Regions from separate parts of the Homo sapiens genome. Here region 1 is linked to region 2. A link is an interaction called in ENCODE POLR2A ChIA-PET data of the cell type or tissue named here. Cell type or tissue: GM12878. All regions are shown on one strand.

The links. Peaks named below come from ENCODE experiments on the same cell type or tissue, not always from the same donor. Only the 100,000 strongest peaks of a DNase experiment are listed, where the experiment ranks them.
Region 1: POLR2A ChIA-PET joins it to region 2 with 7 read pairs; 1 of 35 experiments calls an interaction of 5 or more read pairs at or near these places.

The regions. Positions count from the first base shown.
Region 1 is chr4:140,976,540-140,984,539 of GRCh38, reverse strand. The region is part of intron 1 of RNF150 (ring finger protein 150); the gene reads left to right. Among named protein-coding and RNA genes, the nearest start is that of RNF150, 150 kb to the left of the region's middle. In GM12878, no CTCF peak of the experiment used is centred here; a DNase peak (open chromatin) is centred at 3,432.
Region 2 is chr4:141,306,553-141,314,552 of GRCh38, reverse strand. No RefSeq gene overlaps it. Among named protein-coding and RNA genes, the nearest start is that of LINC02432, 22 kb to the left of the region's middle. In GM12878, a CTCF peak has its summit at 7,198 (motif pointing left); DNase peaks (open chromatin) are centred at 4,512 and 7,102; H3K27ac peaks cover 922 bases.

The DNA of each region.
Region 1 (8,000 bases), 330 kb after region 2:
TATGTTTCAGACCTTTGTAGCTTTTTCAGAATACAAACTCAGTTGCCGAACCCTTCTTCCCATCCTAGACTTGAGATCTTCCTAAAATGCATTCAATTCTACCTGCCCTAAGAATACTGATAGAGAGAATAAAGACCAAGAAGATTTATAGACTCTGTTCACTTACATATTAGTCTAAAAACCTTTTCATACCAATGGTTATCAGAACTCATCCCAATAATTTATGTATCAAGCCAAAGGATATGTAGTGTTTTATTTGGAGCTTGAGCTCTGATCCTTAAGAGGCCCATTTTTTATCTGCCAAGGTATATCACCAAGTTCTATCCTGTTTTTGCTATTTCACTCCTCAAGATATTAATACAGGTTGAGTGTCCCTAATCTGAAAATCCAAAATGCAAAATGATTCAAAATTTAAAATTTTTGAACACGGACATAACACCGCAAGTGGAAAATTCTACATCTGACCTCATGTGACAGGTCACAGTCAAAATGCAGTCACACGGCTGGGCACGGGGCTGACACCTGTAATCTCAGCACTTTGGGATGCCAAAGTGAGCAGATCACTTGAGGCAAGGACCTCAGGACCAGCCTAGCCAATGTGGAGAAACCCTGCCTCTACTAAAAATACAAAAATTAGCTGGGCATGGTGGCACGTGCCTGTAGTCCCAGCTACTCGAGAGGCTGAGACACGAAAATCACTTGAACCTGGAAGGCAGAGGCTGCAGTGATACAAGATTGTGCCACTGCACTTCAGCCTGGTCAACAGAGTGAGAATCTGTCTCAAAAAAAAAAAAAAAAAAGGCAGTTATACAACATACAAAGTTATTCACCATCTCCAAAGGAAAAAAGACTTTCTTACCCCCTTTAGCTTCAATCTCTTTCCACGCATGCCTAGATTCCCCCCACAAGCATGCCCAGGAAAGGTAATAAAATGGCACAGGTGCAGGCCAGATTCACCAATGGCAGATTCCCTGAAGTGCCCTACATGAGGCAAGATCTACATGCATTATACACTGTATTATTTTTGCTTATTCTTTGCTCTATGGTATAAATATATTGTTGAAAGTATCAAAAAAGACATGCAGTTACCTCTGTGGGTAACAATGATAAGAAAAGGAAGACAAATTTATGCTTATCTATAGTACAGAAAGCCAAGCTGTTGGAGAAACTGGACAGCAGTGTAAGTATGAGATGTCTTATGGAAGAGTATAGTGTTAGAATGACCACCCCATGTGACCTGAAGAAACAGAAGGATAAATTCTTGAAGTTCTGTGTTGAAAGTGATGAGCAAAAGTTAATGAAAAATAGAAAAACACTGCATACAGCTAAAAATGAAGAGCTTCAGTATGTACTGAGTGGATCTGTCAGCTTCACACTGAACATTGGCCGCTTAATGGTGTGCTGATCATGAAACAAAGATCCATCACAATGAACTGAAAAAGGGAACTGTGACTATTCAACAGGCTGATTGCAGAAACTTAAGAAATAGCATTAATTTTTTAAAGATTTGTGGTCATAAAGTTTCTGCTGATCACAAAGCAGCAGAGGCATTCATTGATAAGTTTTACAAGGTCATCGCTGATGAAAATTCGATGCCAGAACAAGTCTATAATGCTTATGAAACATCGCAGTTTTAACCTTATTGCCCCAGAAACACACTGACTACAGCTGATGAGATAGCCTGTACAGAAACTAAGTATGCCAAGGACAGAATCACCGCTGGGATGTGCTAATGCAGCAGGCATGCATAGTTGTAAACTAAAGTGATAAGCAAAGGCATGTGTCTTTGATATTTCAAGGAGTGCTTCAAGGTCTTAATTTCTTATCAGTTCATTGTTATTTTAATAAAATGGCATGGATCACCAGGGACATGTTTTCTGACTGGTTTCACTGATTGTTCCAGTGACCCATGCTCACTACAGAGAAGCTGGACAGGATGAGGACCTGCAAGGTTTTGTTAGTCCCTAACAATCGTTCTGCTCATCCTCCTGCTGAAAAATTCTCACCAAAAAAAAAAAAAAAAAGTCTGTGCTACATACTTCATTAATTCAGCCATGACCAGTGCTAGATCAAAGAAGAATAAATATAAAAACACTTTCTTGAACAGCAGACTAGCAGCAGTGAACAGAGGTGTGGGTGTGGAAGGTTTTCAAGAGGAGGAAGGATGCCATATATGCAATTACCAATGCTTGGAACACAGTAACTACAGATACATTTGCGCATGCCTGGCTCAAGCTCTGGCCTAAAACTCTGTTCAGTGATGATGATGAATAAGGTGGTGACTTTGAAGGGTTTCATATGTCGTGAGAAAAAGATGATGTCTGACCTCCTTACACATGTGAAAAATATCTTCAGAGTCCATCAGTAAATTGGAAGAAGTGCATATCAAAGAAGATTTTGCCATTGGTGAGGCTCCTGCTGTATATTCGTTGACCAATGATGAAATAGCCAAAATGGTTCTGAATCAAGGTGATTGTAATAATAGTTATGGTGAAGATGACGTTAACACTACAGAAAAAGTGCCTATAGATAACATGGTGAAAAACATGTGATGGGCTTTTTGAAAGAGTAAGGACTAGAGCAGCATGCATTCATAACAAGATGAAATCATGTTTGTTTATGAAAATCAATGAGAGCATTCTAAGACAAAAAACATTGTTAATGAGGCTGATGACTCTGGAGGAAACATTTTAAAAAGACTTCGAGCAGAATGCTTCCTCAACCTTAGAAAACCTACTTCCTGGTTCCTCAACTACTTGTGATATTCTGTCTCACCTTAAAAAATCAAATACAATGCACTATAACCTTTTAAACAAAACACAGCATCACAGGTGGAGACCAAAGTCCTGCTTTTGTTTGTTGCTGCTATTTAACAGCTGATACAGGCACCTAGTGATGCTACTGTGCTGCTTAGTTACCCCAAACACATTATTTTTTCTCTGTATCGATGGTATGTCATGTTTTTTATTGTGAAGTACCTATGTGTGAATAAGTATTAAAAAATTATTGCTTTTTGGTAGCATATAAATTCGAAGTCAGGAATGATGGTGGTGCCAAACAACCACAGGTTGTCCAAGTGAGTGGCCTAGATAGTGACACCTTTGCTTTCTGATAGTTCAGTGTACACAAATTTTATTTCATGCCAAAAGTTACTAAAAGTATTATGTAAAATTACCTTCAGACTATTTGTATAAAGTGTATATGAAACATAAATGAATTTTGAGTTTATACTTGGGTTCTATCGCCAAGATGTCTCATTATGTATATGCAAATCTTTCAAAATCTGAAAAATTCCAAAATCTGAAACACTTCTGGTCCCAATCATGTCAAATAAGGATACTCAACCTGTAGTTGGTCTTTTAACTTGACCTTAATACTTGTTGAATTTATAGTATACGTCATCTTACTATAGGGAAAACTATATGGGGATTTCCAGCTTCTAGAAACCAAAATAGTAAACTTTAATTGGCCTTAAAAACAGGGATTTTCCAATCTGAGCCTTTAATAAAGGAATCTCTCACTTCTACTTTCAAAGACTGCTGAAGACAAGTTGTTGAATACTTACACGTAGAAATTATTAAGCAAGTAAAAGTAATGAGACAGTTGGTAATTATACAGTAAATTGGGAATTTCCAGATAACTTCTGCCAAACAAATAACCAAAAATTTTTGAGAAGAGGTATGTATTAGTCTGTTCTCATGCTCTATAACGAACTGCCTGAGACTGGTAATTTATAAAGGAAAGACATTTAATTGACTCAGTTCCATAGGGCTGGGGAGGCCTCAGGAAACTTACAATCATGCGGAAGGGGAAGCAAACACGTTCTTCACATGGCAGCAGGAAGGAGAAGAATGAGAGCTGAGCAAAGGGGGAAGCCCCTTTAAAAGCATCAGATCTCATAAGAACTTGCTATCACAAGAATAGTGTGGGGGAAACTGCCCACATGATTCAACTACCTCCCACCCAGCTCCTCCCACTACACATGGGGACTATGGGAACTATAATTCAAGATGAGATCTGGGGGCAGGGGGACACAGCCAAACCATATCAAGGTGCTTCATCTATATTTTCCCATTCCAATGGTACAGAATAGTGTATCATAAATATCTAGAAGTTCATTAGATCCATGATACTGTGATTGTTTTTTAATTGTAATTCTAGGTTCTTGCCATGTATTGTTAAAAATAGCCTAAAGGGGATCGGGCATGGTGGCTTATGCCTATAATCCCAGCACTTTGAGAGGCCAAGACAAGCAGATCACCCGAGGTCAGGAATTCGAGACCAGCATGGCCAACATAGTGAAACCCCATCTTCCCTAAAAATACAAAAATTAGCTGGGCATGGTGGCACAAGCCTGTAGTCCCAGCACCCCAGAAGGCTAAGACAGGAGAATCACTTGAACCCAGGAGGCAGAAGTTGCGGTGACCCAAGATCATGCCACTGCACTTCAGCCTGGGTGACAAAGCGAGACTCCGTCAAAAAAAAGAAAAAAAATGAAATAGCCTTAAGGGGATTCATTGTGATTTTTCCCAGTAGTTCAAAGCAAAATAAAACACAATTGCATGTTTTCTTTTATTATGTGAGTTTCAGACTAAAAATTACACAATTTTTATTTTTCACTACCTTAAGAGAGTAATATGAATTGAACCATTAATTGCTAACCCAGTTATTCATTTTTTACTTTGAAGATTGATTTTGCATTCATCAGCCTTCGAGTTTCCGTTCATTGACCAAAACAGGTGGAAAGTTTACCTTTTAACGTTGCAGAAATGGCAACTTGCCCAGTTTGGGCTTCATGGTCCCCAGCTGTTTTCAGAGGTCCCTACAATATCCAGGTGCTCTCAGTTGTCCATAAGCTCATCCTTGTCCCTGGACCCCAGTGGAAGCCAAGGTTAGTGTGCTCCTTCCCACTCTGCCTCCTTTGGTCTAAATGCAGGTTTCATACTATCTAGAATGCTCTAAGTATTTATTTGATAAATGTTGATGATGATAATAATAACTGTTAATACTTACTGAATGTAATGTGTGTTCTAGGTTCTTTGTGTGCATTCTTTCATTTAATCCTTACTCAGCCCTTTTGTTTTGGTACATTTCATATGAGAGTGTGAAAATAATGAACCTGAAGCTTCAAGGTTTAATAAGTCTTCCAAAGTCACCCAGCTAGAAGTTATGGTAAATGATTCTGCTATTTAATTTCATTTATGATATTATTATCAAGATTGAAATGCTGGGAAATTTTGGTCTCTCATAGTCTCCTATACTGTGATTCCACTAGTCTGCTCCTTAATGAGACTTACATGTACAGTTGAACCTTGAACAACAACGGTTTGGTCTGTTTACATGCAGATTTTTTCCAGTCAAATTCAGATTGAAAATAGAGTATTCCTGAGATGTGAAACCTGCATATACAGAGAGGCTACTTTTTGTATACACAGGTTCCTCAGGGCCAATTGCGGGCCTACTGAGTATGGGCAGATTTTGGTATATGTGGGGGTCCTGGAAGCAATTCCTTGCATACACCAAAGAACGACTATATATTGTTTTTTGTCCAGCAAAAATTAGAATTTAATATATTTTATATATAAGCAGAAAGTTATTTCAGCATTATTATTTGCTCTAATAGAAACTGACTTTAATGAAAATGGAATTATTGTAAAATCAATTTAGTATTCTATGATTTGTTTCATTTCAGCCTGGACTCTATCATATTATTTTTAGCCATTTGAAATGCTCACAGAACTAGCAGCAAGTTATTTTTTAAGACTGATTTACTGAATATTTTCTAAGAAAACCCTACAGGTGAATCTCTAAATACAATGCCTTATTCTATATTCATCACTCCCCATACAGTTATCACAAATTCATAAATAATTCTGTATTCATCACTCAATAATGTAATAAGTCAACCTTCAATAAATAATTCTGTATTCATCACTCAATAATGTAATAAGTCAACCTTCAATAATTCAATAATTCTTATTCTACATTTATCACTCACCCTACAGTTACCACAAATTCATAAATAATTCTATACACTTGTAGAATAGGAATGTCTACAAACTTTCAAAAAAGTATGAGTCATTGATCACCTCAAGTATAGCTGAGGAATTGACATCAGTGAGATAATTGTTACTAGAGCCATTCTAAGGAAAATAAAATTGGCTATTGTTAGCATCTCCTTTAAATATGTTTTTAAATTCTGTAACAGTTAGCTCTAACTGTAATGACAAATCTACACTGAGAGGATCTGTTGTGAAATTACAATGCACTTCAGGAACATCAGCATTTGACATATTTCAAGTTGGCAGCAGAGTCTTGGGGGAGCACAGATTAACCAGTGTTCATTCAGCAACTTATATGAGCCTTACATATTTTGAGCTTGCAGGTCTTCTGGAGAAATCAAGTCAGTTGGTTGGCTCTACAGGTTATCAATTTGGTTGCTGAATGATACATTTTCAAACTCCTAAATTAGTCCTATCAATTTAAGTTTTTATCTCTTGGGAACTATTTTTATTGTTCAGACTAAGATTGTCTTCCAGACAGCACACTCCCCATCTTCAACAAGTATGGTAATACCATGAGTTTCAGGAAAGATACATATTTCAGGATAGTACTAACTTCTCCCTAGTGTAGAAAAGCGGATAGAACACACTTTGGAGCCATATGGAATGACTGCTTATTCATGGTCTAGGATGACTTTGGAATCGTATGTGCAAGGCAGAGAGCAATAATTTAGTGTAATATGGATATTCTTTTCTGAAATGTATGAAAACGCTAATGGCGAATTCGAATGTGAATTCAAATAAGTTGATTGAAGTAAAATTAAATTATAGACCACCTAAGAAATTACATGGGAGTATATGAGAGGTTCAGTGACTCTGGTTGGGAATTCAGAAGACCTGGATTCATTTTTGTGTGTGTCACTACCTGGTTATATAATATGGACGTAAAGTGCAGAAAATTCAAACCAAACCACTTTAAGCAAAATAACTGCAAAACCCAAAGGTAGACTGACTTCAGATGTGGCTTGATCAAGGCTCAAATCATGTCATCAGGTTATTTATGGCTCTCCTCTTTCATTGCCAGCTCTCTTCTTGGAATTTTCGTCTCATGGATTGAAAGTGACTCTCACAACCACAGATGCTCCAGTTTAAGACCAAAAGAAGGCCTTTGCTTCGTTATAACTCAAATAAAATTCTTATGTGCCCTGCCCCTACCTGAGCAGTAGTGACTGTGACAGGTGAGGGAATCATACTGATTGGATTAGGTCATTATAGTAGAGGGAAATTGGACTGAATTGTAACAAGAGAAGGAGGCACAGATGCAGGCTGATTTGTGTATTTGGCAGTGGTAAGACAACAGTAATGGTACTAATAAAAGTTAACATCTACTTAGTGGGTTCTGTATGGAAAGCCCTGTGCCAAATAATCCATTGTGAATTATCTCATTTAATAATAGGACAGGATATTTGCCTCTTGTGGGTATTTTTTCTCAACGACTTCTGTGGTAACATCACTGATTTAGAATGTGGGTGGGAGGGGGTGTGGGAGGTTCCCGGAGAGACATAAAGGTATGAGGTCATCATTTGGACAAAGGGGGAGTGAGTCCAAAATAGAGGAAAGCAGGGTGATAGCAGGTGTTCAACTGAGGATAGTGATCATAAATTTCAAGTGAAAAAAAGGTGACTTGTGAGATTTCCCTCTTAGCAATGTTCACATGAAGAGGTGGAAGCATAGAAAAAGCAAATTTTGTAGGGCAGGTTCCATGGAGAAATAGAAGTGCAGGGGAGCTAAGGGTATTTTAAGAAGAGTTTATAATGGTGGATCATGGAATGTGGGCTGGTAGGGAGAGAAGGGAGGCCAGGAGAGGGTTGATGGATAGAAAGTAGAGGGGAGTAATAGGGTGGGCATGACTGAGCAAAGAGATCTGGAAGAAGAGGAAGTGGCACTGGAAAATGACGTCTTTGAAGTCAGCATTCCAGAGGTGGTGCACTTTCTAGT
Region 2 (8,000 bases):
AAAGAAAAGATTAAAATAAAAATATGTTCATCATAAAGTTTATCGCTAAGTCCCATTGCTGATGCTCAGTAAATCTCAGTTGAATTCGGGAGGTCTCACTCATTAATTCCTTCAGCAAATGTATTTGAGAAACTACTCATGTCAGACACTTTACTAAATCCTGAAACTATAGCAGTTACTCAAACAGATTAAGCAGCAGAAGAAATCACTGCCCTCAGAGCTCATGTTTAAGTTGAGGAGCACAAACAATTTTATATATAATATATAAATTATATATAATGTGTGTGTGCATGTGTGTGTGTATATATATGTGTGTGTGTGTGTATATATATGTATATATAAAAAATATAAAATATGTTAAATGGTGACCAGTGCTAAGAAGAACAATAAAGGAAGAAAGGGGAAGAGGAGTGAGAAGAGTGGGTGCAACTTTAGAGCGAGAAGCCCATATCTGAATAAGGGCATGAAGGGGGCAGGGATGAATGGAGAGGATACCTCAAGGAGAAGCATTCCAGGCAGAGGAAAGAGCAAGGATAGAGACCGGGGCAGAAGCTCACCTGGTGGGAATCTTCTAGTGGAAATGTGTGTTCCTATTCTATAAACAGCAGAGGCCAATGCAGCTACAGCAGAGCCAGGGAGGCATAGAATCAGTATATGATCTTAGAGAGTTGGGATGGAGGAAGTAGGAGAGAGAACAGTTCAGTCCCTGTGAACCACTGGAGGATTTTAGAAAAAAAGAGTAGGGACATTATGTGAATTACATTTAACAGGATCTTTCTGGCTGCAGCCGACTGTGAGAGGACCAAGGGTGAAAGCAAAAAGATCAACTGGGAGACTCCTGAAATAATCTTGACAATGCCTGAGGGTGGCTTAGACCAAAGTAGAAGCAGTGAAGATAACTGAAAGTTGTTGAATTGTGGACAGATTTCAAAGGTAAAATGGATAAGATTTGCTAACATGTTAAATGTAGTACGAGTGAAAGAGAGAATTCAAAGATGACTCTAAGATTTTTTTGCCTGAACAACTGGGAGAATGGAATTCCCAGGGAATGAGATGGAAAAAACTTGAGGTTTGGGGTAACATTGAGTTTAATTTTGGACATAATAAGTTTGAAATGTCTATTAGCCATCTGTGAAGAAATATCAAATACACCGCTATATATACAAACCTGTGATTCTGGGAATAGTTCCATCCTGAGGGTATACATTTGGGAGTCAGCTATATGGAGGTGGCATGAAATTCTTGAGATCAGAAGAGATTATCCAGGGAGTGAGCACAGATAGAGAAAGGAGAGGCCACAGGTCTATGTCCCACTTTTCCAGCAGAACACGGTGCAGTGTTAAACCATTGCCACACCTCGCCAATGAAACTAGACCACACTTACCCAACAGCCCAATTATTTGGAAAATTCTTGAAATACAGAAAGGAGTAGAGCAGCCCCAGGAGCTGTTAAGGTGTCTCAAAATTTATTCACTGTAACTCCCAGGAAAGTTCCATGGGACATCACCCAGGGCTGGCTGCAGCCTCTCAGAAGCACATGCAATGACAGCAGCTAAATGCGACTGACAAAAGTAAATCAGACACAGCTTAAATAACCGTGAAGCCTAAAGTTTGGACTCCCTGGTGCTTAGCCCATTTCTCTTTCTGATAAATAACTCTACCACCTAATTATTGAGGTAGCAAATAGTTGTAGCCCCATCTGGGCTAGCCTGAACTGTGGGTCTGTTAGTGCTCCTTAAAACTACTATTTTGTTCAGGGTGTATTTAGGAGGACTGAGCACTCAGTGGGGAAAGTTGCTAGAGGCAATACTCAGCTTCTCCTCAACTACCCAAACAAATCTGCGCCAGCACCAAGCTCACACACTGGTTCAGGACCACCAGCACTCTGCAGGAAACCCTCTTCCCCAAAGATGGTTCAGTGACCACTTAATGTTATTTCAGCATGACCCTTACATATGATGACCATGTGATTAAGTATCCAACCTGGGATACTTTCTAGTGTCAAAGGGGGTGCTATTACAACAGGTATCAACTGGGACTGTGTAGGCAGGAAAGGATTCGTAGTCCTAGCAATTCACACCCTCACTTACTCCACTCCCATTCCAGGAAGCTTATGAAGGAACTTCTTCCAAAAACATAAAATACTGCCTGAGATGACTTCTGGTAAAAACAACTTTGTCTGAGACCATTTTCAGAAATAGTTTAGCATGTCTTACAGATGTGAGGTCCTGTACAAGTTACTGACCACCCATTCTTTCATCTATCTCTGCCTATCTTTTATGGAGCACCTGTTCTGTCCCAGGAACAAGGGACACAGATTTATACAAGGGAATCAGTATTGGTTAAGTTCATATTTAAGTATGTTAACTCACTTAATTCTCACAAAACCAGTGAGAAGTTAACCCTGCTTGACCAGTGAATTCATGAATGCTCAGGGAGGTTATGGAACATGGCTAAAGTCACACAGCTAGCGGGTGGCAGCAGCAGGATTTTATTTCATCACTGGCTGCTAAGCTTGTTCCTCTTTCCTTGTACTACACTGAGGGGAAAGATGGTGAAAGACTCATGAAGGACATGAAAGGAGCTCATGAAAGATGATGAAAGACTCTTGAAAGACAGGAGTCCATGTCCCACAAGATGGCTCAGGCTTTGGCACAGTGTTTCTTGCCACTTTGGGAGGCTGAGGCAGAAAAACTGCTTGAGGCCAAGAGTTCGAGACCAGCCTGGGCAGCAAAGCAAGAACCATCTCTACAAAAAGGAAAATCTTACTTTAAAAAAATATGGTTGAGTCCACGTGAGAGACTACAGTACTTCCTCTTTCCTATTTCCATAACAAATCATTTCAACATACAATCAGATTAAGAAAACTGCTGTGAAAATTCACCATGTGACCCCTTCCCCACCACCCCACTAAAAATACAGGAAACCCTCCCAGTGCCTCCTAAATATTCATGGAGGAATCTTTCAGATGGCACCATAGGCAGTTTGATCTGCAAAGACAAAGTCACTAATATCACCTTTTAACAGCCAGTAGTTTCTTCCCTAATTAAGAATGTACTCTCCCCACCACCAGATTTCTTCTTAGTCTAAGGTTTCATCATCAGCCAGCATTTGCCAGTGCTGCCCTAAGGCGGCTGGCCATCAGAGCCACGTGGGAGCATCACTCCTCAGGCTTCACTGCCAGAAAGGCTGGCACCAGAGTTCTGGGATTGGACTAGGGAATCAGTATTTTTAACAGGTCCCCAAAGTGATTCTGATGCAGTCAGACCACAAATATTTGGCTTTTGGAAATTAATAAGTACCATTAGAGAGAAAGTTTGTATGAAAAAAAAAAATACATCACAAGTGCGGTTCTTGCTACTTCTGCCAAACTGCCATTTTCTCCAAGGTACTTCTTTCTGGTAATGGAGGAAGAGAGCTAAATCCAATTAAAACTCTCTGTGATGCTACTGAAGCTCAGTGTGATGGTTAATTTATGTATCAACTTGCCTGGGCTGAGGGATGTCCAGGTGGCTGGTAAGATATTATTTCCAGGTTTGTCCGTGAGAATGTTTCTAGAAGAGATTAGCATGTGAATCAGTAGACTGCATAGATTCCCTCACCAATGCAGGTGAGCATCATTCAATCTCTTGGGGGTCTGAATAAAAATGTGCTCTCTCTCTTTGAGCTGGGACATTCAGCTTCTTCTGCCCTCAGACATTGGCACTTCTGGCTCTCAGGCCTTTAGTCTCAGACTGAATTATACCACCAGCTTTCCTAGTTCTCTGGCTTACAGACAACAGATTGTGAACTTCTTGGCCCCTGTAATATCATAAGCAATTTATATAATAAATATCTATGTCAATACAGATATAGATAATTAGTTTTATTTCTCTAGAGAACCTTAACTAATACATCCATTGATATTAAAATCATTATCAACCTGATATATATTGGTAAATTAGAGTATGTCTCATCATATTATAGCATAATGATAAAGTCTTAATGCATATTCTACTTTTGCAATTTGGGGTCTAGCTAGCCTTCTCACAACTCGATGTAGGACATAGTTTAGATTCTTGTGTGTAGATAAGCCCTTGTCACCTTTTCAAAAAGTATTCTTTATAGCATTAAGTAACAGATGACCTAAATATTTTTAAAGTTTATAATTTACCTTTAAATCTGTAATTTGTACATTAAAAAGTTCAGGAATTATAAAGGCCCTGGAATTAATATAAAAACAAATATATTTTTAGTATAGGGAACAATCTCTTAGTTATGATTAAAGGCAACCTTATTTTTATCTCTCACCATTTGATTGCACCTTGAATTTATGTGGGCTCTTTAAAGATGTTAATGCCTAGACCCTACCCTCAATGGTTGTGATTTATTTGGACTGTAGCATAGCCCAGGCATTGGGATTTTTGAAAGTTTCCCAGGTGACATTAATACACAGCCAAGATTGAGAAGTGTGCTTCGCACACGATGGAGTGGGAGTACTCTGCAACTGAACCAAGGCTTGGGCAAGTCCCTAACTTCCCAGCAACTCTCAGAGGATGCAACCTTCTGCTCACCTGTGTAAAGCACAGTCTCAATGAGGAAGTTTGACAGTCCAGTCTCTTGGAGAAACCCAGCCTCTAGATTTCTCTATTTATTTTTGCTTTTAATGTCCTCTCCAGCTCACATGGCTCGGGTGGTGGAGGGGTGGCCAGTGAGCCCAGTCCTCCTGCTGTCTGCTCTCTCTGCTCATCTGCTCCCACAATACAGAATCAGTATTCTGCTTTGTGAAGGCTGGGCTGGGAGATAAAGAGGTGTGCATAAAGAGAAAGAGTTAGCAAAGTTACTTGGCTGGGAAGTTTCTTTGGGCTTTGGGGGCCTACCAGATGGTTAAAGCTGAAGTCGTGGCTGAGTAGACAGATGTTAAGCTATCCCTTTCCTACATGAGGCTCTTTCAAGGTCTCTTCAGAGATTTCCTTGTTGGGACTTCCTTCACCTGCAGTTTCCTTGGTTGCAACTCCTTTCCTGGCTACTTTGCATGTCCATACTAGCAGTCCCTACTGGCCTCTTTTTTCTGTGGCCTATTTTCCTCCCTGTTGGTCCCCAGGTAAAATCTCTTCCCCCGGCACACATCTGGTCCAGGGAAACACTGGCGCAGCCCTTAGACCATGCTCTCAGGGCTCTACCTCAGGAACACTTAGCCCTTTCATTGTTCTTCCCAGTTCCTGGCCCCAATCAGATTCAGTGCATTCTGTTAGATTTATCAGGCTTCCCAAAGTAGAGGGCACATTTCAGAGCCCTCCGGGACATCTACTTGAAGTCCCTTCACTTTCTCAGTTGGTGTGTTTAGAGCCAAAATGAAGCCAGTGGGCTGAGAGGTGAGGGTTGGGGCAGGAAGAACAAGGCAGCCTAGTTGGATATGATGTCTCAGGGGAAGAGGTCAGAGTGTAAAGGGGCCTAATAAGCCAAGGTACCTGCAGGGGTGCCCACTAGAAGGCTTTCTGCAGAATGCGATGTGATCTAATTATGATTCGAAGAATAGTGTGGACAGTAGGCAGACAAGAGCAGAATCAGATATGAGGCATCACAGATAAGACCTGCTCTCATGGCCCCTGCTGATGTGTAAGGCATTTCCCCCGAACCTCTTCTGCAGGTCAAGAAGACACTTTGCTCCTTCCTTTATCCTAACCCTCTGCCCAAACCTGAGAAAAATATGACAGAGGCCCATTGCAGTTTAGAAGGTCTTTATACTAACCCCAAGATTCTCATTTAGGAAAGAGTCCATAATGGTTTCACTGGAGTGAAGCAAAGGCAACTGTACAAATATAATCAGCCCACTGAAGGTTCTGGCCTACAACATAAGAGTTTCTTCTGTTTAGCACCATCAAACACTCTCGTGACTGCACATATCAATAACTTTAAGAAGTTACCTTCTCCCCACTTGGACACAGGGTGGGGAACATCACACACCAGGGCCTGTCGTGGGGTTGGGGGAGGGGGCAGGGATAGCATTAGGAGATATACCTAATGTAAATGACGAGTTAATGGGTGCAGCACACCAACATGGCGCATGTATACATATGTAACAAACCTGCACGTTGGCACATGTACTCTAGAACTTAAAGTATAGTAAAAATAAATAAATAGAAGTTACCTTCTCCCTTTTTGGAGGGCAATTTGACCACATCTATTAAAACTTTAAGTGCTCATAAAATTTGACCTTGCAATTTTACATCTGGCATCCATCCTACAGAAACACTGAAGTCTGTGCACAGAGTTACAAACACAAGAACATTCACTTTGCATTATTTGTAATAGTGAAAATTGAAAACCTTAATGTTTCATCAGTATAATGGTTAATTAATTCATGATAATCCATATTACAGATAGTTATGCAAAAGAAGACCAATTTGAACTCATGGAAACAGTGACACGATTTATGGTTAAGTGGGGGAAAAAACTAGTTTCAGGATAATATGTATGGCAAGATCCCACTCTTGGAGAGAAAAAAAGATATATGTGTACAGTGTATGCACCTGTGTCTGTAAAGGCCCACAACAAAGTCATCAAACTATTAACAGCAGTGGCCTTTGAGAAAGGGAGTGTGAGTGGAATGAAGAGGCCAAAGAGAGAATACAGATTGCTCAGCACTTCATAGTGTGATTTAATCTTTTGTAATAATAATGCATTTGTACATTTCCTATGTGACTTTTTTTAACTAGAAAAAATAAACAACAACAAAAAAAACAAGAAATACAGAAATGTGGTTGGCCTAAAAATCTTGGGTATTACTTCTTAATTTTAACAAAAATGTTCTTACAATCCTAGTCTGGTTGCTATTCCAGCCTTTCTAAATTCCTGACCTTCACTGCTCATCAAATTCTAATTAACCTTGTGGTTCCCCAGAGTCTTGCAGGTGTCCGGACCGGCTGGTGTCTCCTGGAGCAAACCAGCCCTCCTTCTTGTGGTAGGCAACTGCCTGGGTGCTAACTCCTCGGTGACAGCAGTGTAAATGATTCCATTGGTCTTCTAGGAGGCAGGAACTTCACAGACCTCAGTGCATAATAACAAATTCAATGCTTAACAGGACTTGTCATGCATGGAAGGAGCTGCGGTCGCCACCACAGTGGTCACAGGACCACAAGTGTGAAGTGAAGAGCTGGCTCTGACAGTGATTGCTCTCTCTAAACAGGTCAGGGTTTGTTCTGCCTCAGTACAAACAAACAGTGCCCTCTTCTGCCCAGCAGCAGAACTTCTCTTCAAAACCATCACCTTGTCAGAGTATCTGGAACTTTCACCCTGTTAGGTTGTTCACTGCAAAATGAGCCAAAGAAACTGGAAAATAACACTGATGAGGGAGAGGTCATCTGTCGGAAAGCTGTCACTCTGATTCTGCCCTAAATTCATGTCCCAATTTTACAAGCATTCTATTTTAACCGCAGAGAAGATGAAAAGATTTAAATAATAGAGTAAGTTACATCTATCAAACTGGCCAAAAAAAAAAAAAATTTAAGTGCTTAAACTTTGTATTGCTATGATAAAATATTATCCATGGTATGGAATATCAGTTCAAGCTTTCTGAGAAACAGTCTGGCAGCTGGTTACCATTTTAAAAATATCCTTTATTACATTTTAGTTCAATAATTATTTATTTGGGAATATTTCATGAAAAAAATAGACACAAAGACAATGAAGTAATTTACATAAAGATGCTTAGAGCCATGTCATATTTCATTATTATATACTGAAAAACTGGAAAAACTCAAGTACAAATGGCAAGCAGTAAATAAATTGTTATATGAAGTACAATATAGTATTACAATGCTTTACTATAAAGCCATTATGAATTGTAATTTCAGGCCAGGCATAGTGGCTCATGCCTGTAATCCCAGCACTTTGGGAAGCCGAGGCACGTGGGCTGCTTGAGCTCAGGAGTTTGAAACCAGCCTGAGCAACATGGCAAAACCTCGTCTCTACAAAAAATACAAAAATTGGCCACGTGTGGCGATGCACGCCTGTGGTCC